3 separate regions of the Homo sapiens genome follow, and regions 1 and 3 are each linked to region 2. A link is a loop called in an ENCODE intact Hi-C map of the cell type or tissue named here. Cell type or tissue: endothelial cell of umbilical vein. All regions are shown on one strand.

The links. Peaks named below come from ENCODE experiments on the same cell type or tissue, not always from the same donor. Only the 100,000 strongest peaks of a DNase experiment are listed, where the experiment ranks them.
Region 1: a loop joins it to region 2, with 6 times the contacts of the local background. A loop is called at or near these places in 4 of 110 quality-filtered maps.
Region 3: a loop joins it to region 2, with 7 times the contacts of the local background. A loop is called at or near these places in 4 of 110 quality-filtered maps.

What each region holds. Positions count from the first base shown.
Region 1 is chr14:84,319,860-84,327,859 of GRCh38, forward strand. No RefSeq gene overlaps it. Among named protein-coding and RNA genes, the nearest start is that of LINC02305, 410 kb to the left of the region's middle. In endothelial cell of umbilical vein, no CTCF peak of the experiment used is centred here; a DNase peak (open chromatin) is centred at 4,322; H3K27ac peaks cover 1,240 bases.
Region 2 is chr14:84,250,159-84,258,158 of GRCh38, forward strand. All of the region lies in intron 1 of LOC105370603 (a long non-coding RNA gene), which reads right to left. Among named protein-coding and RNA genes, the nearest start is that of LINC02305, 340 kb to the left of the region's middle. In endothelial cell of umbilical vein, no CTCF peak of the experiment used is centred here; DNase peaks (open chromatin) are centred at 933, 1,773, 2,773, 4,403 and 2 weaker places; H3K27ac peaks cover 4,936 bases.
Region 3 is chr14:85,532,881-85,540,880 of GRCh38, forward strand. All of the region lies in intron 1 of FLRT2 (fibronectin leucine rich transmembrane protein 2), which reads left to right. Among named protein-coding and RNA genes, the nearest start is that of FLRT2-AS1, 5.2 kb to the left of the region's middle. In endothelial cell of umbilical vein, a CTCF peak has its summit at 3,739; DNase peaks (open chromatin) are centred at 291, 2,741, 3,531, 3,841 and 1 weaker place; H3K4me3 peaks cover 5,024 bases; H3K27ac peaks cover 3,617 bases.

The sequences.
Region 1 (8,000 bases), 70 kb after region 2:
AGCCTGGCGTTGTGGCAGGTGCCTGTAGTCCCAGCTACTCGGGAGGTTGAGGCAGGAGAATGGTGTGAACCTGGGAGGCGGAGATTGCAGTGAGCCGAGATCACGCCACTGCACTCTAGCCTGGGCGATAGAGTGAGACTCCGTCTCAAAAAAAAAAAAACAAAAAACAAAAAACAAAAATGAAATAACACCAATTCTCTCCTCTTTCAAATAATTGAAGATGAGGGAATTCTTTCTAGGAAGCCACCACACACTGATATCAAAACCAGACAAAGATAAATTTTTAAAAAAATAAAACGGCAAGCCAACCTCTCTTATGAACATAGGTGCAAAAATCCTCAAAAAATACTAGCAAAATAAGCCCAATAGTACATCAAAAAAAAAAAAAAAAAAAAAGATAACACACAATGCTCCACTGAAATTTATCTCTGAGATGTAAGAAAGATATGCAAATCAATAAATGTTATACATGACATAAATAGAATACAGCACAAAGATCGTATGATCATCTCAATAGATGCAGAAATGGTATTTGATAAAATTTAACATCTTTTTTTAGTAAAATTTTAATAAACTAGGCACAGAAGGAACATACCTCATCATACCGAATGGGGAAAGCCTTTCCTCTAAGAACTGGAAAAAGACAGTCATCCCTACTTTCACCATTCCTATTTGGCGTAGTACTGGAAGTCCCAGACAGAGCAACCAAGCCCAAAACAAAAAAAAGGCATCCAAATTGGGGGGGGGGCAAAAAACCTCAAATTGTCCCTTTTTTCAGATGATATAATCTTATATCTAGAAAAAAACTAAAGATTCCACCTAAAAACTTTTAGATCTGCTAAATAAAATCAGTAAAGTTGCAGGATACAAAATCAACATGCCAAAATGAGTAGTGTTTGTATATAACAATAATTAACTAGCTGAGAAAGTAATCAAGAAGTCAATCCCATTTATAATAGCTACAAAACAAATACCTAGGAATAAATTTAATAAAGGAGCTAAAACACCTGTATAAAGAAAACTACAAAACACATATGAAAGAAACTTAAGAGGACACAAACAAATGAAGAAACATCCCATGCTCATACATCAGAAGAATTAATATTGTGAAAGTGACCATTATGCCTAAAGTAATCTACAGATTCAATGCCAGCCCTATCAAAATATCATTTTTTTCACAGGGGTAGAGAAAACCATTCTTAAATTTGTATGAAATAGGAAGCCTAAATAGCCAAACAATGCTGAGCAAAAAGAACAAAGCTGATGGCATCATACTACCTGACTTCAAAATAGACTACAAGGTTATAATTACAATAATAGCATGGTACTTGTATAAAACCAAATACATAGATCAATGGAACAGAATAGAGAACTTATAAATAAATTCACATACTTAAAGTCGACTGATTTTCAACAAGGGCATGAAGAATACACACTGGGGAAGGGACACCATCTTCAATAAATGGTGCTGGGAAAGTTGGATATCCACATGCAAAAGAATGAAATTGGTCCCCTATCTCTCATTACGTACATAAATCAATTCAAAATGGATTAAAAAACCTAAACATAAGACCTGAAACTATAAAACTACTATAAGAAAACAGGGAAAATATTTCTGGATATTGGTCTAGGCAAACATTTTGTGGCTAAGATCTCAAAAGCTGAGGCAACAAAAGCAGAAATAGACAAATAGGACTATATTAAACAAAAAAGCTTCTGCACAGCAAAGGAAACAATTGACAAAGTGAAGAGACAATCTGAGTGGGAAAAAAATATTTGCAGCTATTTATCCAACAAAGGACTAGTATCTAGAATAAATAAGAAATTCAAACAACTCAATAGTAAAAAATACAAATAATCCCACTCAAAAGTAGGCAAAAGACGAATAGACATTTCACAAAGGAAGACATACAAATTTTCAACAAATATACTAAATAAAAATGTTCAACATCACTGATCAACAGGGAAATGCAAATCAAAACCACAATAAGATATCATCTCATCAAACATAAAATGGCTTATATCAAAAATACAAAAAATAACCAATGTTGGTGAGGGTGTACAGAAAAGGGAAGTCTTACACACTGTTGGCAGGAATATAAATTAGTGAAGCCACAATGGAAAACAGTATGGAGATTTCTTTAAAAAAATAGAACTACCCTACAATCCAGCAATCTCACTACTGGCTATTTATTCAAAAGAAAAGAAATCAGTTTATCAAAGAGATATCTGCACTCACACATTTATTGCAGCACTATTCCCAATAGCAAAGATGTGGAATGTGGAATCAACCTCAGTATCCATCAAGAGATGAATGGATAAAGAAAATGTGGTATGAATACTCTATGGAATCTATTCAGTTATAAAAAAATGAAATCATATCATTTGCAACAACATGGATGGAACTGGAGTTCATTATGTTAAGTGAAGTAAGCCAGGCACAGAAAGACGAATACTCCATGTTCTCACTCATAAGGGAGTTTAAATAGTTGATCTCATGGAGGTAGAGTAGAAAGATAGATAGGAGAGGCTGGAGAGGGTATATGGGTGGGAGAGGTGGATGAAAATAAGGTGGTCAATGGGCACAAACATACAGTTAGGAGGGATAAGAAAAGATAGGATAAGAGTAGGGTGACTAGTCAACAACAATGTACTGTATATTTCAAAGTAGCCAGAAGAGAGGACTTTAATTTTTTCCAATACATAGAAATGATAAATACTCAAGGGGATGATATCACAAATACCCTGACTTTATCATTGCACATTCTATGCATGGAACAAAATAACACATGAACCCCATAAATATGTAAAATATTATGTATCAATTAAACGATAAAAATATGAGGACTGAAGTGACACACTGAGAACACAAGGTTGTTCTGTGAACCTTGCAGAGTGACCCAGCAACCTGCTTTTGACATTCTTCACCCGCTCAAGGCACTGATTTGAGTTGCCTTAGAAAGGAGACTAAGCTAGTTAGCTGAGAGGTGACCTGGGAAGGCCTGGGTCAGCTTCTAGCTGCAAGGAGCCCTGGCAGTGGACAAGATCTCCAGGAGTTTGTGGAGTAGAGGGAAGCAGGAGAAGTGGGCAGAGGGTGACAGTGAGGGGGGCAAGGCAAACAATGTTTCCAGGAAGGGGATGGTGGTGATGTCACATCTGCAAGAATCCAAGCAAGGAAGAGTGTGGTGTCACCTTAGATTTGAATTTGGGGGCTTCCTAGCAGCATGTAACAGCACTACACTGAGGTGAGAAGATTTCACATAAGGGTGCCTTTTATCCTTAAGGAAATATAGGGAGGATCAGTGGCAAAAAAATAAAGGAAGAAAAAAAAAAAGAAAGGAACGAGAAAGAAAAAAAGAAGTAAAAGTGTATGCCTTCCCGAGAACATGACAAAAGACATTGAGGATGCAAATTGCAAAGGGAAAGGATAGTCCTATGTGCTTTAGCAATTTGGAACTTTTTAAGATTTGCCTTGTGTTATAAGAAAATTATTTTCTATAGACCCTCTCTCAGTTCTGCTACAGACTGATGTTTAAATATTAGCCATTCACAAGAAGTAAATATCAATTGATTAAGGCTTAATACATAGGAACATTTCATTTTCGGGTGGTATTTGGTGCCAATTCTCAACCCCCAACTACCCTCTTACCCATGTGAGGGCGTTTTTTTATAGCTATTCCAATTTTACCCTCATCTGTGCTTTTATTAGTTGCCTGGAAAAGTTGTATATAAAATGGTTCTAAGCTTGGGGGATACACAATCGGAGGAAGTAAACTCATAGTTGTATTCTGATCTAGGATAATGATGTGTCACTGAGCCTCTTACAAATATTACCATGCCAATCTCTCAATGCAGCCCATCCTTAATTTTATGCTCCTAAATTCTACACACTACACCCGGAAGACCTGTGCAGTAAAACTCAAGTTCCCCCTTCACTCTCTTTATGACTCTTTAGCCTTTCTGGAGGGAAATGTCAATCAGCTGCAAGTACTATGCAATACTTTGATAAAACATATAAAGAAAAATCTAGAAAAAAGAAATTCATCTCCCTTGTTTGGCAAACTAGTTTTTTTATCTGTCTTTGACACAATTCAAAATAGAATGAGACCTGAGATAAATATTTCTAAATCTATTCACTGTAACAGAAATACACATTTTTTTCCCCTCAAAAAGTTATTTGAGTTGATGAGTAAGCATACCTATTAGGTAATTTTTTTGACTTCCTGTAGCAACACTTCCTGCTACATAATAATGACACAAATAGGCCAAGCGAAGCTTTTCTAAGCTCTTTGTTCTGGGTATGGGTATGGATGTAAGTGTATCTGAATTTTTGGCTGAGCTTACTCTTAAGTTTTTACAGAGTGAAGTCATTTTGGCTGCTAATTCAAAGCAAGGAAAATCTAGACTATTTTGGTTTGGGCGTGGAAGGCAAAGAGGAAACAACGTCTTTCAAGCATTTACAATACATCTTAGCAGGCAACACATTCGAGAAGATTCATAAGTATTTCTTGGATTTATAGAGTAGAAATCAATCATAAAAACATACGCTGAATGTCCAAGATTTGCCAGCTGGTGTGTTTTACACTATTGGAAACATATGGTAAATATACTTTCTTCAATTAAAGAAATATACTACACTCCTTTTGTAGTATGAACATTGATGGTATTTATAATAACTATAATTGAGCACCCATTGTGACCACAGCACTATTCTAGTTGATCTGTTGGTGCCTCTCAGCCTCCGAGAGGTTTCTTCTACCTGAGCACTGACAGAAACAGGGGAGGGTAAATTTATTTCTCATCAAACACATGAGTGTGAGGAGCTCTGTCACTCCTAGAAATGTTAGCTCCAAAATGAAATGTTTTCAAATTCTTTTATTTCAGCTTCTTTAAACTTTAATTCTGCATTAAAACTATTCCATCAAATGTTAGTTTTTTTTGTTTCGTTTTCGCATACAAAGTTTCTTTTTCTTAGTTATTATTAAACATAATTTTAAAAAAAAATTCAAGCAAAATTGAGGCTCCTGACACCATGCCTGATGCTTTTACATATCCCCAGTGTCTCAATTAAATGTTTCCTCATTAGAGTCTTAATTTTTTCCCACAAATTAGATAATGAAAGCTTATAAGCTTATGTGACTTGCTTAAAATTACAAAACAGGTGAGTGGAAGACTGAGAACTAGAAACATCACCTATTATTTTTCTATGTCATTATAGGGTTACCCGAACACAGAGAAATGGGATGAGGAAAAAATAAAGGGTGATCTGGGATGAATATCCTCGTAAGCTGTAATGAGCTGGAAAAATTTTCAAACTAAAATGGAAGCATAGTGGCTGTGATCTATTCTACTCAGACAAAAAGCCCAGATCTTTCTCACCATGAAAGGAAGATGCTTTTCGTATATAATGTTCTGATGCTTGTGTAAAATTTTTGTATGAGAATTAATACAATCTCTAAATCCTATATGTAAATATTTACATAAATGTTCAGGTAAACTGGAACTTTGTTTTATTTACTGCTGTGCCCCCATCTAAAGCCATGTTGAGTGATTGAATTAATGATTATTTCCTTGGTTAATAATATAACATGAGAATAACAGAGCATTTAAATAAACTTACATCTGGAAAGTAATTTTATATTAAGGTTTCTTTTTAGTATTTTAAATATTTTTGGTTATACATGTTCATCCATCCTTACTATTTAATTTACTTGATCTAATCAGCATGAGTAATCAAAAGAGCTTGATTCATATTTATAATCTTACCAGAAAAAAGTGTAAGATGTGCAAAAAGATCAAGTGCATATTGAGAGTAGAAAAACACATTTTCACAAGGTGTTGATTTCATGTAGATGTTTGCAATAAAAGCAGTTATCCCAAATTAAACTGCTCTCAGTCTTTGCTTCTATCCAGATATCTAGGGCAGTAGTTTGAGATTAAAATGCTGGGATCACTCTATCTCTTCTTTGTTTTCCTCTCATCCCAACACAGTTCCATGACAGGTATTTATTAAATATTGAACCAAGAAAAGAGGACAAGACATTCTTAAGCTTCCAAGGAGTACTAAGTATAACTCTAACTCACATCTAGGAGAATATGGTTTTTTAAATGTTCCTATTTAATTTTATTCCTTTAGCTTTCAGGCTCCATTTCTTCTTCCAAACTTCTTAACCCTTCTTCTCATACTTGGTCTCATCCAAAATAATTTATTAGATTTAGTTTTTTAAAATCTTGAATTTTTATGATGAGTTATCACCCACAGATTTTCAGTGGCTCTCTATGACTTTCACAAAATGTTAAGTTCTGAAGTAGAACATCAAAACTCTCCCTAATTTAGTCCAAAATTATCCATGCAACTGTAGGTCCCAGAGCAGCATCATGGAGAACTCCTGGTTCACTGACCCTAGGAGGAGCCTATTATAGTGGCAAAACTCCATGTTTATTCTCACCTGTGTATTTTTTTTACCCTCCAAACATCCTTCATTCTCCCCAATGAATTATCCAAATATTTCAGATCCTCTTTTAGGCTACATTATTTTCATTATAGTCTTTTCAACCATTCCAAGTTACAGCCTTTCCCAGCATTTCAAACTCTCAAAATTAGTTCTCTGTAATATAATTCTCATACCCGTATATGGGCACTAATAGACTACTCTGTATTGTTTTAACTTTGTGTTGATACATCTCAACACCTGTCCAAATAAACTATAGACCCTTTAAAGGAAGGGACATCTTCTTAGTGCTTTCATTTGTCATAGTATTTATTCTAATGTTATGAAGATAGTAGGTCCTTAAATGTTTGTATAAATTTGATCTTTGAAAAGACAGAATAGTATTCTGAAACATTAACCTAATCACAGAATCAACCACTGTGGCAAGATAATGATGGTAGGGGACTAGGATAGAACCAATAAAGAGATTTGAAAACTTGAATCAAGTGAAGGCAGTGGAAATCCAGAGAAGCAGAAGTTTTTGAGAGATATCCTGCAGAACTATAGTTGAAAAAGCAAATGCCTATCTATTATATTTCCAACTACCTTATCTTAATTCCAGGAGCTTCAGTCCTAGTTGAATTAATTTTGGTGAATTTTCCTCAATAAACCACAATTTTACCTTTCCAATATAGCTGTAATATACCTAATTGACAGTATAATTTTGAGGATCCAGTGTTATAATATATGGAAAATTCTCATTACAGCATTTGACACAGCAGAAGATTGTTACAAATACTTGTTAAAGTGGGATCCTAAATTGAGGTAATAGATACAGGTAATAAAGTCACCCAGTGATGTTTTACGTTTCAAAAAAGTATGCTTCCCATTTTCTTCCTTTGTTTCCATCTTATTACTGATTCTAAATTTTAGCTAAATAAGCACATTTCTTACCTTTCTTATCTTTTAGAGTTTACAAAATCTTAACATTGTACAAACAATTTCCTAAATAATCAATTTAAAATATTTCCACTGAGAACAAACCAAGATATAAGATATAAGGAATCTGTAAAGATAATAGGTAGATCAACAGATAAGAGAGAAAGAGATTCTAAGATGGTGCTACATACAGATATTTTAATGAAAAACAACTATATTTGTTTTATATTTTCAAAAGTAGAACATCCACATATGGATGAGGAGGTGGGATGATTGAGATTTATAAGGTTCTGTGTGTAGTCGATACCTGGACTACAGGAGTTAAGAAGAAATTATTTAGGCAGATAGTGAGGGTACAGTAGCCTTTGGTAAGGCTTTTCTCTTTAATGAAAGCAGCCCTAAATAATTTTCTAACAAAGAGCAGCCTGGAAAGTTGAGCTGCAGACATTGACAAGCAAGCTGGGAGCTTGCACCAATGAATGCAGGGAGGAAATAGGGAAAAGAAATGCTCAAGATGGCAGCTCTGGCTTGGTGCAGTGGCTCATGCCTGTAATCCCAGCACTTTGGGAGGCTGAGGCGGGCTGATGACTTGAGGTTAGGAGTTCAAGACCAGCCTGGCAAACATGGCAA
Region 2 (8,000 bases):
CTGTCTGCCTGCCTGCCTGAATATTTAGGTCATTCTGATGGACAATTTCATCCAAAGACTATTTACATTTAATAGATCATGTAGGAGTTAATCAGGTTTGGAGGCAGAGTTCTTAGGAAGGAATTCTGGTAGTAGGAGAGGCAATAAAACTCTATTAAAAATCCAAGTGTATTTTCTAGGGAATACATATTTAGCAATGATCACTTATTTTTATCTCAGCTGCAAACATCAGGTACATATCAGGTGAGTGCCAGTAGCCAAACTGGATCCAGAGGGAATGGGGCTAAGAACGGGTTTGTTTCACAGTCCATGGCATGAAAGATCAAGGTACCACGTAAACAGATTTTGTGCCTTTTAATTATTATGTTTTCTTATCCAAACATAGCATTGGGAAACATTTTGTGTATTTTCATTTCGTTTAAAAGCCCCAGTGAAGTGTTTCTGACATACTGCTCTGTGAATCTTCTTAGTCATTTGGAGTAAAATAACTATTTTTCTCTGCAAGTAGCATCTTGTAATGTTTCTGAATTTGACATTACATTCATCATCCTTTTTTCCTATCTCTTAAACACACACTTAAATTCATATGGTCTGTTTCAGTTTTTAAAAAGCACAACAAACAAATTTAAAAAAGGAAATGCATTTTTAATTTTATTTCAGAAATGAAGGCTCATGTGATGCATTATAATATATTCATTGTCTATTGTTAGGAGAAATATCTAGTTTATTTACTCTAGGTAGATGGCAAGTAAGTGTTAAATGTGTATTTTTTTATTTTTCAAATAGCAAAGAGACATTTTGCTTTTTTAAAATCATTGTTTTTGTATCCACTTCCTGCAAGCATGAGCTCAGGAAGTGATAAAGTTGACACAGTTGCTGATGGATTTCTTACTGGCTCATGCCAAGTTGTTTCCTGGTGCCAAACACAATGGATCAGGAAATATGGCACGTGACCAGAAAAAATCTTATTGTTTTACATAAGTTTTCTCTTTCAACTTATGGCTCCAGACAAAAATGTCCCAGAATATTTAAAAATTTCTTCTCTGTGATAAATGATCCAACAAATGTTCAGATAATGATCTTCATGCATAGTTTTCTTATTAGCTTAACACTTTAAAGAACCAAATTATAAAATAGTCCAAGAAGTCCATGATAACACTTTTCAGAACAGATTAAACAAAGCATATTTTAGAAGAAGAGATTTGATCAAATAGAAAAGCAAAAAAGGCTCAATATTATTCTCATGAATTTAATTTGATAGAAGTAATATTTATTCAATTCACTTATTAATGTTGTATTAATGATGACAAACCATGCATTTTCAGTGGATCTAATAGATCTCCAGGGTTTTGCTTCTAAGAAATACTTTGTAGAATGCTAAATTAGCCATCTTTTTCATATGACCAGTTGATGCCAAACACTGCGTTTTCTTCCCATCCTTATCCCCACAGATTTAGTCATTTATAAATAGTATTTTCTTCTTCTGCAAAGGTCCTGAACTTCCATGGCTTTTTGCCTGTTGTCTTATAGTTAGTATCAATTTGGCTTACATATTCACACAGTATTTTTTTTCACACATTGGAATTAAGGTTTTTATGGGAACACTAATCAACCAAGTCAGCAGCCAAATGCAGTCTTTAAAATTATTATTCATGTTCCATAAGGGTCTTTTCAAGTACAAAGACCACATCATTATTTCTATGTGAGCTGTTTAAATGAACATTTTAAAAATCAACTCTGTTGGCTTAAATACTAAAACTCCATTCTCAGCTGTCAAGACATAAATTTATCATGAACTGAGTTGGAAAGACTTTGGCCTCTCCTTGAAGAAACATACTACATGGATTATCCTCTCAAACAAACATGTTCACTGAACAACCATCTTGTAAATGTTTAGGGCTACTAACTACTCAACTCCTGGGTACAGGCTGCTTTGAGAAAATAGTGAAAACAAATAACCAGCAAACAAACAAACATGCCAATGGGTTAGTTATAGCTCTGCTGGCAAGGCTGAACAGTAGTTCAGATTCACAAATTTCCAATTATATCCTGATATTATTTTTCAAGAAGTGGAGTGAAAACAGATAAGCAGAGAAACACAACAAGAAAACTACTTTAAAACTGAGAATTTGGCCAGACATACTGGTTCACACCTGTAATCCCAATGAAGCAGGAAGATCACTTGAGACCAGGAATTTGAGACCAGCCTGGACAACATAAAGAGACCCCACGTCTACAAAAAATTGCTGAACATGGCAATGTGCACCTTTAGTCCTCGCTACTTGAGAGACTGAGCTAGGACAATCACTTGAGCCCAGGTGTTTGAAGTTGCAGGCAGCTATAATCACACCACTGCATTCCAGCCTGAGTTACAGACAGAATGAGACCCTGTCTCTAAAAAAAATAATAGTAATACGGAGAGAGAAAGAGAGAATTTAGGGAAAAGATGATATATGATGATGATAAGTGGATAAGTAATTGGGCTAATTTAACAGAAAAATCTTTCTGTTGGTCTGCTCTGAAATCTAGCTTTACTATGAAATAACTTTTACAACAGAGGTATTCAAAAAATCAAAAGAAAGGATTATGAATTAACAATAATAATGAAAAAAGGAAACAAGATAGACAATGGGGACATAAAAAATGACAGGGAGAGATAGGAACAGGAAAAGAGACAAACAGGGGAGGGGGGAACTAATATCCTCTCTTTTTATGTTTTTCTCTTGTTCTTTCAGTGACTCAGATAAGATTCCCCATTTGGCCAAACAATTGTGTTGATCAGCAGCTGATGATGGTGACCTAGAAATGACCGAACTCCTAGGTAGATACAGATTATTGTCCAGAAGAATTATGGGCGATCAATCTAAACAGATACACATCTTTTTTGTTTTTTTTTTGTAACCAAATAGATTCATAATTTTAAAATTCAACAAGCAAAAGGAAAACAAGGACATTTAAAAAGTAAAGCAAATAAGCATAAAACCTCATTTTAGCTGGTATTCTTTGAGAAGACAAGAGATTATGCTGATAAGGCCAAGAAAGAACTAAAAGGGAAAAGCTAACCTTGTGAAGTGGAATCTCAACTATGACAATAGGCTTGCAGTTTGTTTCAACAAAATAATATGAAAATGTAACTCTGGTGCAGAATTATTTTGGATCCCCTCCTCCAAATAGACACCAGATTATATTGTTTGCCTTATTTTAAACCTGGAAGCTTGTCATAGGGCACAATTTTTTTCCAATGAAATACACTAGATAACTTATTGTCATAAATTGATCCTTTCAATTATTTTATTTTAGCAACTCCGTTGGCTCCAATGCTTGAAAATCTATGGAATGACTCTCATCACTTATAGATGGCAGAGGGATGAGTCACAATGTTTAAAGCCAAGCTAGATTTACACAGAGAAAAAAAATAGACCCTCTCATGAATCTTAGGAATCGTTTTACTGTCTTATACTCAAATAATAATTTTTTAACCATGGGTCTAAAATGGTTAAAAAATAAATCAAATTCTAAAAGAATCCCAAAAGCATAAAGTCTTTTTTTTTTTTAATCAAAAGCATCTCTGGATCTCTACAATGTAGATAGTTTTATATAGGACTTAGAATTTCCACATTTTCTGAACCTTAATATTTGATTCTTCACATTTTAATGTTTTATATGTTGAGAAAATTTTTTCATTGACTTGTACATTGAATATAATCTATCTTTTATGGAAAAACAGTTAAGTCTGTGTGATTCTTAAAGTAAAAAAATTACAAAATATAATCTATAGATGAAATAGTAAATTATAAAATAAAATATAGGTAAGAATTAAGTGTATTATACTTTATTATTAATATCAAATTCACTTATACTATTAACTCATAAACATGAAGTTAGTAGTAATATTAGAATTACTTTTATATCAAACACAAAAATAAAAAAAGTTTACAGCATGTACCTGGGTAACTCCAGCAAATTTCTTAACATTTTTCATTTAAGCAAAGGAATTCTTCATGTCAGAGTGGAGATTTGGGGAACTTTTTCTCTGCCTCCATCAAAACTTTGAATCATTGAACACGACTTAAATTTTTATCATTCAGATTTAAAAACCATGATTCCTAACTGCTTTGCCTACTGGTAATTTTCACAGAGACAGAGGAGGGTGTAAAAGTCCGGAAAATGTTGAGCAATATTTATCTGGAAGGGAACTTATAAAAGTAGTGAATACAGCAAATACAGCAGAACACCCTGCACAGCTCAGCTCTCACTAAGGAGAAAGTGGCCATGGCCTTAAACAAAGCAGAGATCACTGACAAAGAGCTCCGACTGTAGAGGTTGCATCTGTTTGCCCCATATTTTAACTTTATTTTGGAATGCTGACATTTGGAGTGACTCTGATTGGTCTGGAATTAGCCCTCTTATCGTGTGAAACATCTGTACTGTATTGTTCCAGGGGATTAGCTGCCCCTGGGGATTCTGTGAAGTCAGGACAATGGAGGTCATTAAAGGTGCAAACATTTATTTTCCGGCCTCTGGTTCTGCAGGAGAAAGCCAGTCAGCCGCCGATGGATTTCTTTCTTTTTTTCTCTTTTAATCCAAAGCTCAGCATTCTTGCAAATAACAACGAAATAACAGTGAACCCAACTAGAGTTGTTACACTGGAATTGATGACTTTAGGAATTTAGGATTATTTCCAGGCCAAAGAAGAGGAGAGAGAAAAATCCCAGAGTCCGTGTCAAAAGTTTGGAGTTGAAAGGAAATGAGATCCTGTCTGTCAAGAGTGGTGCTTGAGAGGATTCTGGGTGATACAATGGGACACAGCCTTAGGTGGAATTGCAATTAAATTATTTTCCTTCTGAAGTTTCCCTACTTGAAATCAACATTTTTTTCCCTTTCATCTGGTATCACTAATTTCATCAATAGTCCTCTCTCTAAATCTTCTGAGAGTAGACTCATATCTGCTAACACAGATAAAACCTGAGAGGAAACAATGTGTGCAGAAATGAGATTCCTAGTGTTTTGGGTTGAATTGTGTCTCCCCCAAAATGATATGATGAAGTGGTAACCTCCAGTACCTCCGAATGCAACCTTCTTTTGAAGTAGAGTTGTTGTAGATGCAACTAGTCAAGATGAGGTCATACTGGAGTAAGGGGGGCAGCTAATCCAATATAATTGGGGTGCATAGGAAAATGGAGCCACATAAAGCCAGAAACACACAGGAAAAACACTGTGTAATGATGATGAAACAGATTGGAGTTATACAGCTGCAAGCCAAAGCCTGCAAAGATGGCCAGCAAACCAGCAGAGCCAGGAAGAGGCCAGGAACGATTGCCGTAGAGATTTCAGAGGGGGCATGGCCCTGCAGACACCTTGATTTTTGACTAAAAGCCCGTAGAGATGTGAAACAATAAGATTCTGTTATTTTAACTCCCAGTTTGTGGTCCTTTGTTAAATGGGACCTAGAGTTAAATTCAGGTTACCCTGATTGCAAAAACGACCTGTCTGTACATCCTTTTACCTTATAAGTTGTTGTATTAGGGACAAAGTATGGGTAGAGTAGGTATGATAAGTGGTGGTGGTATTGAAACATAAAATTAATTCCTCAAACAAATATGGCATCTCCCAATTCTCTCTGCATATTAAAGGACATTCTTTAATGATCTATCCACTAGTCTGCTCTGAACAGCTCTCTAAATAATATGAGCCTACCACCTTTGGAAGATTGACTGCTTTCGAGCTCTGCAGGGTGCATTAGTTAAATGCCAATTACATTTACTAGACCAATACTTTTCAAACTGTGGTTAGTGACCATTAATGAGTGATAAAATCCATTTAATGAGTTATCCTCTTCTGCCACCCTGACAAAAGAAGGAAACCAAATAAAGTGAAACACAATAGCAATTTTGAAGTGCACTTTTACACTCTCCAAGTACTACTTTGGAAATATTTATGTCTATGACTATGTGTCCTGGGGGCTGGGGAGTAGGAGATATTATGTCTGTTCTAACTTGTGATATAAAATGCATTTCTTATTATGGGTCACAGAAAAACATATTTGAAAGCCACAGGGTTAGGCCATATTTCATATCTGAATACTACTTTATTACATTAAGAAATCTAGAATAAATGGAAGTAAATGTAATGTTTTATAGAAAGTGTTATTAATGATGCAGTGATTCCTAAGATGTTGATTATTTTTACAAATCATATAAACCTGTAGATTTGTAATGAGAGAAAAAGTTTCCATGACTGTCAAATTGCTGTTTCTCCAATCCCAGGACTTGCCAAAAAGTGTAAAATGTCATGAAATTTTATATTTGCTTTTCAGATGAGTTTCCCTAGTTATTCATGCCTCCTGCTCTAGAAACAATAGGACAATAGGCCTGTTATTGTAAATATTTTCAAACCTTGAATATACAATATCAAAAAACAGAACAAAAACAAAACATCAGCAACAAATAACACTCATAAACAAAATGAGAACTTTCAAAATAAAGCATCTAATAATGAACAAATAAATGGCTGATTGTTTAACTGGATATTCTCCTCTGCCTAATGTGAAAGAATCTATTGTTGGTCCCTCAAAGGTTATCTTGTCAATTCCTTCTAGGGCGAAGTGACAGGTTTAGCAGCCCACAGAAATGAAATGTCTTACCAAACAACACAATCTCAAAGAAAAAGCCAGATCTTATCTTGGGGCCCTAATTCCCAGACTTGTCCTCCTGAGGCTTGAATTTCTTTCTTATACAACATAGCCAAATCAATAACTTTTTTGAAAGAGAGATACAAATTACTAAAATTGATAAAAGAAGAAATAGAAAATCTGAGTAGGGTTATAACAAGTAACACAAATAAATTAGTTATTAAAACTCTTCCTAGAAAGAACAGGTCCATTCCACATGGCTTCACTGGAGAGGGTCCTAACAAATGTTTAAAGAAGAAATATCAGTCCTTACAAAGTATTTCAGAAAACAGAGAAGGAAATACTTTACAACTCACTTTTGAAGATCGGTATTAGTCTGATACCGAAGTCAGATCAAGACATCACGAGAAAACTACAGACCAATAACACAGAAGCAAAAATCTATGTTATTTCAAAAATATAGACAAAATATGTGGCCATTAACAATATTAGCAAATAGAATCTTTCAACATATAAAACTATGATATATCAGAACTAAATAGAATTTGTAATGGGAATGAAAGATTGGTTTAAAATTTTAAAAGCACTTAATGTAACACACTATTTTAACAAAATAAAGAACAAAATAATCACACATTTATTTCAACAAATATATTTAGAAATACTTGAGAAACTCAAGATCCATTTCTGATAAATGGTCTCAACTACTAGAAAGTGAAGGCAACTTCCTCACCTTAATAACAGTATCTAGAAAATCTACAGTAAACATCACCTTTGGTGGTTTAAGACTGAGTGTAAGGTTAGGAACAAGGCAAAAATAACTGCTCCTGACACGTCCATTTAAAATTGCACTAAAGATTCTAGCCAGTGAAATATGACAAAAAAAAAAAAAAAAGAAAAGAAAAGAAATAAAAGTTATACAGTTTGGAAGGAGATATGAAAACCGATTTTATTTTCGGGTGATGTGGTCCCGAATGCCAAAATCCTAAAGAATTCACAAAATTCCTGCTAGAACTAATCATTGAGTTAAAAAAAATGACAATATACAAACTCAGTACACAAAAATAAACACTATATTCATACTATAGCAATAAACAATCATTAAATAAAATTTTAAATTATAATAGCATCAAAAAATACTTAAGAATAAAATTAACCAAAAAGCGTAAGACCTGTGCACTAATATAAAACATTGCTAAAGATTTAAATAAATGGAGACATCCCATTTTTTATATACGTAAACACTAAATTATGAAGACGGCTCTTTTCAAATTTTTCTATATATTGAATGAACCCCTATTAAAATCCAGCCAATTTTAAAATAGAAATTTATAAGCTGATTCCAAAATGGTCATGAAAATGAGAAGGG
Region 3 (8,000 bases), 1.3 Mb after region 2:
CACCATTAAGCAGGTATGGGGAATTCTCCTTTCAGGGTTCAGATGGTGACATTATCCCTAAGGACTGGTGGTAGGAACGGCATGTGCCGGGTAGATAGAGAGAAGGTCAGGGTGGCATCTGCCGGGTTAGCCAGGCGCTCTTCAACTCTTTTCAGAGAGGACAGGGTTAAAAGCCAAGTCTGACTTTGCCTCTTGGAAATCACTGGGTAGCAGCCGCGCCTCCCAAGCATTCTTTAAACCAGAAAAGTAGGAGGGACTCCGGGAGAGAGGGAGGGAATGAGGGAGGGAGAGAAAGAGGGCTCCAGGAGCGGAGCGCGCCAGAGCGCGAGGGACGGAGGGAGAGGAGGAGCGCGGGAGCTGCGGAGGCGATCCCGCGAATTCATTACTGTAAACATATCCGGGGGTGTCAGGAGGGGTAGGGGTGGGGGCCGCGGCGCCTACATTAGCCCGGCCGCGTCGGATTGAGGCAGTAGTGTGGTCTGAGCAGCCTCCAGACCCACGCCGGGCGGGCGCAGCACTTGGAGCGAGCCCTGCGCCCGCCCCCGCGCAGCGCCGCACGCCCGGCTCCGAGCTGTCCGCACACACGCGTCGGAGGAGAGCCCGCCTAGCTCTCCCGCCGAGTCCCGGGATCCTCCAAATCCGAGGAGCTCCGGCGCCGCGGGGCAGCTTTCTGCCGCCTTCCCCGCTCGCTGTACTTCTTTTGGGGTTCGTTGGCTTGGCGAAGCGGAGAGGGGGAGGCGGAGGAGGAGAGAAGGCGGGGGTCGCGGCGGCCGAAGCCAAGAGAAAGTGGCATGCCCGAACCCTGGAGGCGGTGGTGGCGGAGGACGGGGGAAGACGATGCCGCAGCTCCGTAGGGGACGTAGGCGAGAGCAAGCGAGGCGAGCTGGGCGCCCCGGCCCCGGCCCGCTGCGGGGAGGCGCGCGCCGCTCTGAGGCTCCGGCCTCCGCACCCCCGCGCCCCGACGCTGCGGGCGACAGGGCTTGGCTCCAGCAGCCGCCGCCGTCGCCGCCGCCGCCACCCGGAGGACCCAGCAAAAGTTTGGATCTGGGGGAGGGCGCGGCGCTGAGCGGGATTACCACCAGGGCTGGAAGGAGACCTCGAGAACCTTTGCAGGTAACGCGCGCCCCCAACCCTCTTCTTCCATGCCCCGCCGCTGCGCTCCCGCTTCCTCCCAGAGCCCTTCCTGGCCCTCGCGGGTCTGGCAGAAAGTAAGAGGGAGGCGAAGTTCAAGATCCCGGGGATGAGCACCGAGCGCTGGCAGATCACTAGTCACGTTAGAGGGGCAGCTGTGCTGAGAGGCAAATTCCCCCAGGAGTGGGTGAGAACCCTCAGCCCCAGCTGGTGCCTCATCTTGTAGCTCTTTGGAAATTTGGAACGTGAATCCAGGGGCTTTTAGTATTCTTCAGTCCAGAGAAATGGTTCATGGATTTCACTTACCGCACGCTCCCCCCTTCACACTCTCACCCGTTTAGCATTTTTAAAAAATGATTTGAGCCCACTCCCTACTCTCCTGCTTCGTTTAGCTGGACAGCAAATTTCAGGGGTGAAATATTGCAAGCAAAGAGGAAAAAATATCCTTTCCCCTTTTGACATCCCTGGAATCCTCCTTCCCTCCCTTCACCTTCTGGCATCATAAAATAGGAACTTTAGAAGTTACATTTTCAGGGGTGAGGTGAAACGTGTTAGCTATTGGTGATGTGAATTTGCCACGACTGTCCGTATGTGTGTCTGTGTGTGTGCGTGTGTTTGGGGGAGGGGGTTAGTGGTGTTGCAGAGAGGCGGAATTTTTCTCGGTGGCCTGATGCGCAGTGGTCCTAAGGTAGTGAGTGGCCGCGTGTGCGCATTGAGGCGGCGGCAGCGGAGAGAAGACGGTCACGTTTCCCGAACGGCAGCCTTACTTAGGCTAAGAAAATAGCTGCAGCTCACTCCAAAAGCAAAAAGATTCCAGCCCCAACTCCCCGACGCCCCCTTTCCCCCAACTGAGTTTTTAGTTTCAAAGCAGCTCAGCGTTTGCTGCTATCTTTATTATGATCATTATTTATTCGCCTGGAAACTCATCCTGTCTTCTCCTGTGAATGGGAATCAGTCTTCAAGAGCTTTTGATTAATTTTAGTAAGAGAATCTCTTGTAAAGCTTACAGTTAGCTAACCAAGTGTAAGGCACAAATCCGTGTAAACGCTCGCTCAAGAGTGCAAGGTGCTGATTAGATTTCTTTACATGCTGCATTTGCTATGCAAAGCCTCTTCTAAATGGGAGCTATTGCTCCCCACTCAGCTGGGAGGCTCTTTAATCACACAGGGTTTCAGGGCGCTTTGGAGCATGTCCACTCGCTCACAGACTTATTGCTAAATTTATTATGTCTAATTTCTCACAACCAAAAGCTAATCTGAAGGCTAGCTTCCATATCGGACCGATATTATCTGTAGACTTAACCGGTATGACCTTAATAAATATCCAATGAAAAGCCCCCCCCCAAAAAAAAAAAACAACAACATTTTGAGGTAAATAGAATGCAGATTGGCATTTGTCCAGGGATATATTAGGTTGTTCAGTGTGAATGTAAAATTTTAGGTCCGTATTTGAAGTGTTAGAACTAGATTCTCACTTGTTTTCATTACTGAACAACATGGGCCAGCTACTTATGACGGGCAAGCCACCAGCCACCATATTAGCAGAGAATCAATCTGTAGGTAATACGCATACCATGAAAAGTTACTTCTTTCTCCACAGCGTTATTGCGTCTGAGAATACTACTTCTCTTCCTCCCCTCCTTGAAAGCCCGAAACAGGATAGGGTTAAACCATTTAGGGATTTTTTAATAATCACTGAAGACAGTGCAACACCATACTGTCATGTTGAGTTGCAAATATCTTTGACTGGAGGAGGTTGGAAGATGAAATTTCAAACATTATTCCATGTCTCTGCCAGTAGAGATACAAGAAATTGTAAAAAGAATTGGGCTAGCTGTACTGTAGCAGAACCTATTACAAACCTAGCATGGAAGGAATGCTGTTTTTTTTTTTTTTTTTTTTTTTTTTTTTGTTGTTGTTGTTGTTGTTGTTGTTTTAAAGCCCATGTCTTAACACTTCAGTAGTTTCATTGCAGTTTTAGAAATTCCAGGGGATGCTTTTAGCAGAAGAAAGTAGATTCCCAAATGACACCATGCTGGGCTACCCTGGAGTCCCCAAAGCAGTCCTGGCTTTTCCTGTATGTTAGGTTTCAGATGATGTGATCATATACGAGTTTGACTTTGACCGGCTGGATCTAATTTGAACCTTCTCTGATGCCCGTTACATTTATATTCTGGCCTGCTGGAGAGTTTGATTTAGGATTTAGACAACTTTATATTTTCCCAGTTTGAAGCTGTGGTTTTAAGAAAGGCTCAAGTATGTACAAGTCCAGAAGCTTTATTCTGTAGAGACCCAGTGTGAACATCTGATCTAGTTTGACTCTTGAGCTTTGTACTTTACAAGGAAGAATTCCTGCTTCTGGGATCTGAAGCGTCTGAAGTTAAAAAACAGCAAGGGTGCCGAGCGGCTTTTGGTTTTGCTCTCTGTTTAGAAGATTCAAAAAAGGTCAAGGTGATGTAATATTTGTATTCAGGTCAGACTTTTCTGGATAATCATCTTTTGATATCTTTAATTTCAATTCGAGTTCCTTTTTCACTAGATTACTTTAATAACTTTGTGATTTCTGCTACAGTGATTCAAATTCAGTCCATTAGTGACCTCTATCTGTGAGAAGTGAATACTCATGGTTTTTTTTTTTTTTCCTTCTCATCAAAGTCTGAAGATGACGTCAGGGTGCTGGGGGTGAATCCCAACAGTTCTGTAGTTCTTTCTGGATATTTCAGTTTACCTAATTTGATTTTTCTAATACAGAGTTCAATATGGATAATGACATTTAATTACAGTAATAAAAATGTTATGGACTAATAGAGAGGCAACTAAATGGTTATTCCATATAGCATTGACAGTGTGATCAACATAAATAAAACACCAGAGCTATCCACTGCCAATGAAGGGATTGTACAGTCAGGCTGACTATTGTTTTGGGACTCACAATGCTGCTGAATGTAAGTGAAATTTTATTGCTCCTAAGTGCTTACATAACAAGGGAAACTTGAGACGAGCTCAAAATATGTATGTGGTAACTAGACTTCATGGTAGCTGTGTGTATATGTCTTTAAATTCTGCTGTGCTTCTACTGTGAACTTATGGTACAGATCAAAGAGTGTGAGAAGAGTATTTATAAACAGATGGTCCTTTTAAGGAGACTTTAAAAATCTGATTCCTAATCCAGGTTTGTCTTGTGAGGGTTTTCAGATAGAAATTTCAATTTTAGCCGATTATTTCAAATGCTAATTGAAGACAAAGTTTACTGAATTTCTTAGGTGGGTGGATACCATTATCTGACATTTTCCAGATGGTTTTTGATCTAGTGGTATTTGGGGATATGGAATTTTTAGGAGGTTTTCTTTCTTTTCCCTTGGGCAATTTTTACACAAAAGACTTTTTTAAGACTAGCTATTATTATTATTAAAGTTAAACAACCATTATCTTACTTCAGACAACTTTCTTACTTTTTCTACTCTCCAAATTGCTTTTGTGCAATTATATCTTTCTTCTAAAACTACATGTCGCGAATTGACGTATCAGTATACTTTTACTCCTTTCAGTAATAAAGGACCTCCAATTACGTATCTGTTTATAGTAAAACACACACACACACACACACAACACACACATACATCAAGAACCATTTTAAGACAGAGATTCTTTTCAAGGTTTGAACTATGTTCCTTTTTTAAAGGCTATGACACAAATATTGTAATAAAAATATCCTGTGTTCTGATGAATACAGAGACTTATTTCATTCTCATGGAACAGTAAAACACTGTACTAGTAAAATAATCAGTGGTATTTTGAGTACATGGTCAAAATCTGTTAGAACCTTCATGTTTTGTTTTTTTTTTTTCTTCCTTAGCGAATTTCACATCTACTGGTGTTTTTGGTTTTCTTTGATTCCTTCTACTGTGGCTCTTTGAAGTGATTCAAAATTAAACAGTAGCTACTTTTTCAGGGAAATTCATCATGTTGTGTTCAGGATTCCAGAAGAGTTAATGATGCAGAAAAAGTTCTGTAAAACATCTTTCTAAAAGAAGTCCTTCTCTTGCAAGCCTCCCACTTACTGGCCTCCTGTACCATTTGCAGTGAATTGGAACTCCGTTATTTATTTATTTTTCAAATACCACCTCTAACTTAATTTAATGTAGGATGTGTTCCTGCAAAAGTGTGCAGTGCCATGTGCCTTGAGTCACCCAAACAAAGCAGTGTCATTGTTACATCCGGATCTGTTAATCAGGGAAGGTCAAAGAAAATATTCTTATATAATTTGGAAAGTCAAAAGGACACGTTGATGATTCTCAAACACTGGTCAGTTATTCTGCTGATACTTACTAAGGACATACTTTTTCTGGCAGTTTAATGGTTAAAGACCTCAGCCATTTTTGAAGCATTCACAAAGTAACTCTCTGGAGCTACTAACCATTAGATGCTCATTAGAACTGAGCAGTTTTTCCCCCCACTTTGTTCCCAGGTTACTTTTAAGGGAATGTGCAAGAAACTTGGAAAAAGGTCTTCTGTTCCCTTCAGTTCACATGTCATACTGTTATATTTCAGTTCTCTTTATTAGAGCTTTCAAGACACAGATAAAAGAATCTTCCATCTGAACCCCTTAAGAACCTGAGGGCTTTTGGATTTCAACCCACTGAAAAAATATCAGGTCCCAAAGTTTATAGATGATATTAGGCCTCAGAACAATTGAAACCACCTTCAGCAGGGAGCAAAAGAACAGTGGCTCCTAAAATTGGTTCACAAATATACTGTCCATTGAAGTCAACAGAGGTCATATGGCTGAATGGAAAACATTAGACGCATATCAGTCCTGAAATAGGTTCACATGCTGGTGTCACTCTTAGCCCCAGCTGCCTCTACATGTCACGTTCATCAGAATCTAGCATCTAAACAGCCTCTGTAATGATTTCCTCTCCCACTTTGCTCCCAAAATTGGACTCAAGTACTTAGACAAAGGAAATAATGCAAGGAATTATAATATTCATCATATCTAATAGACAAAGTGGAGGTAAGAGGTTTGTTTGCGTGCATAGGGGCCATAGAGGTTCCAGGAATCTCTTTTTAAGATTGATTTTGAGAGCACATTCGTATCCACCCTCATCACTCCGGGCCCTTACATTTTCCAGTTCTCACATCCAGGATTTCATTTATTTCTCACAACTGCCTCTGAATTTATACAGGAAAGTCCTACCTGCCTCACTTCTGATTGGGTAACTGGAGCCAGAAAGAAGTTAAGGGCTACTAAGGCTGGGCATTTTACATTTTATCATACAGATGTAGAATTCTGCAGATAGAATTGAGAAGTTCCATTCTTTATGAAACCACCCAAAATGATGAGAGTTGTTTGTTTTCGTTGGAACAGTAAAAAAAAATCACAAGCCTAGAAATATTTTGATTTAAAATAATAGCATTTCACTCTTCAGCATTAGATTAGATGACAAGTTTACCTGTTCTGAATGAGTATAATCCTATGATGTACGTATTTGGCACTTTGTGGTGGGGAGTGAGAAATAAATGAGATTGCTTTGGGGGAAGGAAAAGAAAACCTACATTCTCATGTCAGCATGCTTCTTTCTATATTCAGCCTTGTATGAATTACTTAATCTCCTGGAGACTTAATTTCCTCTCTACAGAGTTCAACAGAGTTGTTGAGAGGTCACATAAGATTAATGTGTGTGAAAATACCTTGATAACAATACAGTGTTATATTCCTATAAAGAGGCATTATTCAAATTGATAACATTTATCACTGCATGCCTGTCTTGTGCTATGATAGACTAGGTTTTATATAAATAAAATGGTAACCAAGACAGAGTCCTGCCTTTCAGGAGCTTTCGCTCTTACGGCCTCAAGAGATATCATCTAACCAATACACTGGCTGCTAGCCCCTGCATCATTTCTTCCATTCAGTTAATAATGGATTATCTCCTTTTCTGAGTTTGCGCTATTTTGATGAAAGTATCCATTTTAAGGATAAATGATAATTAGGGTGAGTTGAGTTCAAGGGTCAAACTTTTCTTTTGATTTTGGAAAGAGAATTTTGAGGATTTTTTTTGGAAAAATAAATCATCAATGTTTTCTGAAATGAGGTCGTTTCTCTTTTTGACTGGATTTACAGTTTAACTATCCAGGTTACCTTTTGCAAACACACACCAATAGAAATACAATGATTTTTTAAAATTTTGTTTTGCAAAATAAGGCAGGCTAGTGCAAAAGGGACATTTTGTAGTTTGGCAAACCTCCTCAACCCATTAACAGTGAATAGAAAGACAATTTATTATGAAGCCAACGTGTATTCCAAAGCTTGGCTTTATTTTGATGTTAGTGTCATTAAACCCTGTGGAACAGTTCTTTACAGTGTATTTCTGCATGTTTTGTTCAGTTCTGTTTTTACTATTGTCAAATCTGAGACTCTTAATTTTAAAGGTTCCAAGAGTGAGCATGTTTATTTCTCTTTGCTAAATTGTTTACATTTAGACCTTTGTAAAGGTTAATTCTTAATTGTTTTTCTGTTGCATAGTTGAAGGCTTCAGAAAACAAATGCCTTGGTGAAATCTATATTTATAAAATACGTGGTTGGATCCCGATTCTTGGCCAAAATGAGTATTTCTTTCGGTGATTTGAGGTATGAAGTCTGTATCCAACAACATTCTTTTCAATCTATGATTTGCTATTGTCGGAGTTCTGACACTTGCTTTTTTAATGTTTTTTTTTTAAAGTTGATTAGTACTTTAGCAGTACATTGTAAAGTATGTGGCCACAGAACTGTATTTTAACATGGAAAATTACTTGCATAGTTCGGCAAAATTAATCTGAATACCTTTTGTACTGGCAGTGTTGAATGATATAATATTTGAAGAGAGA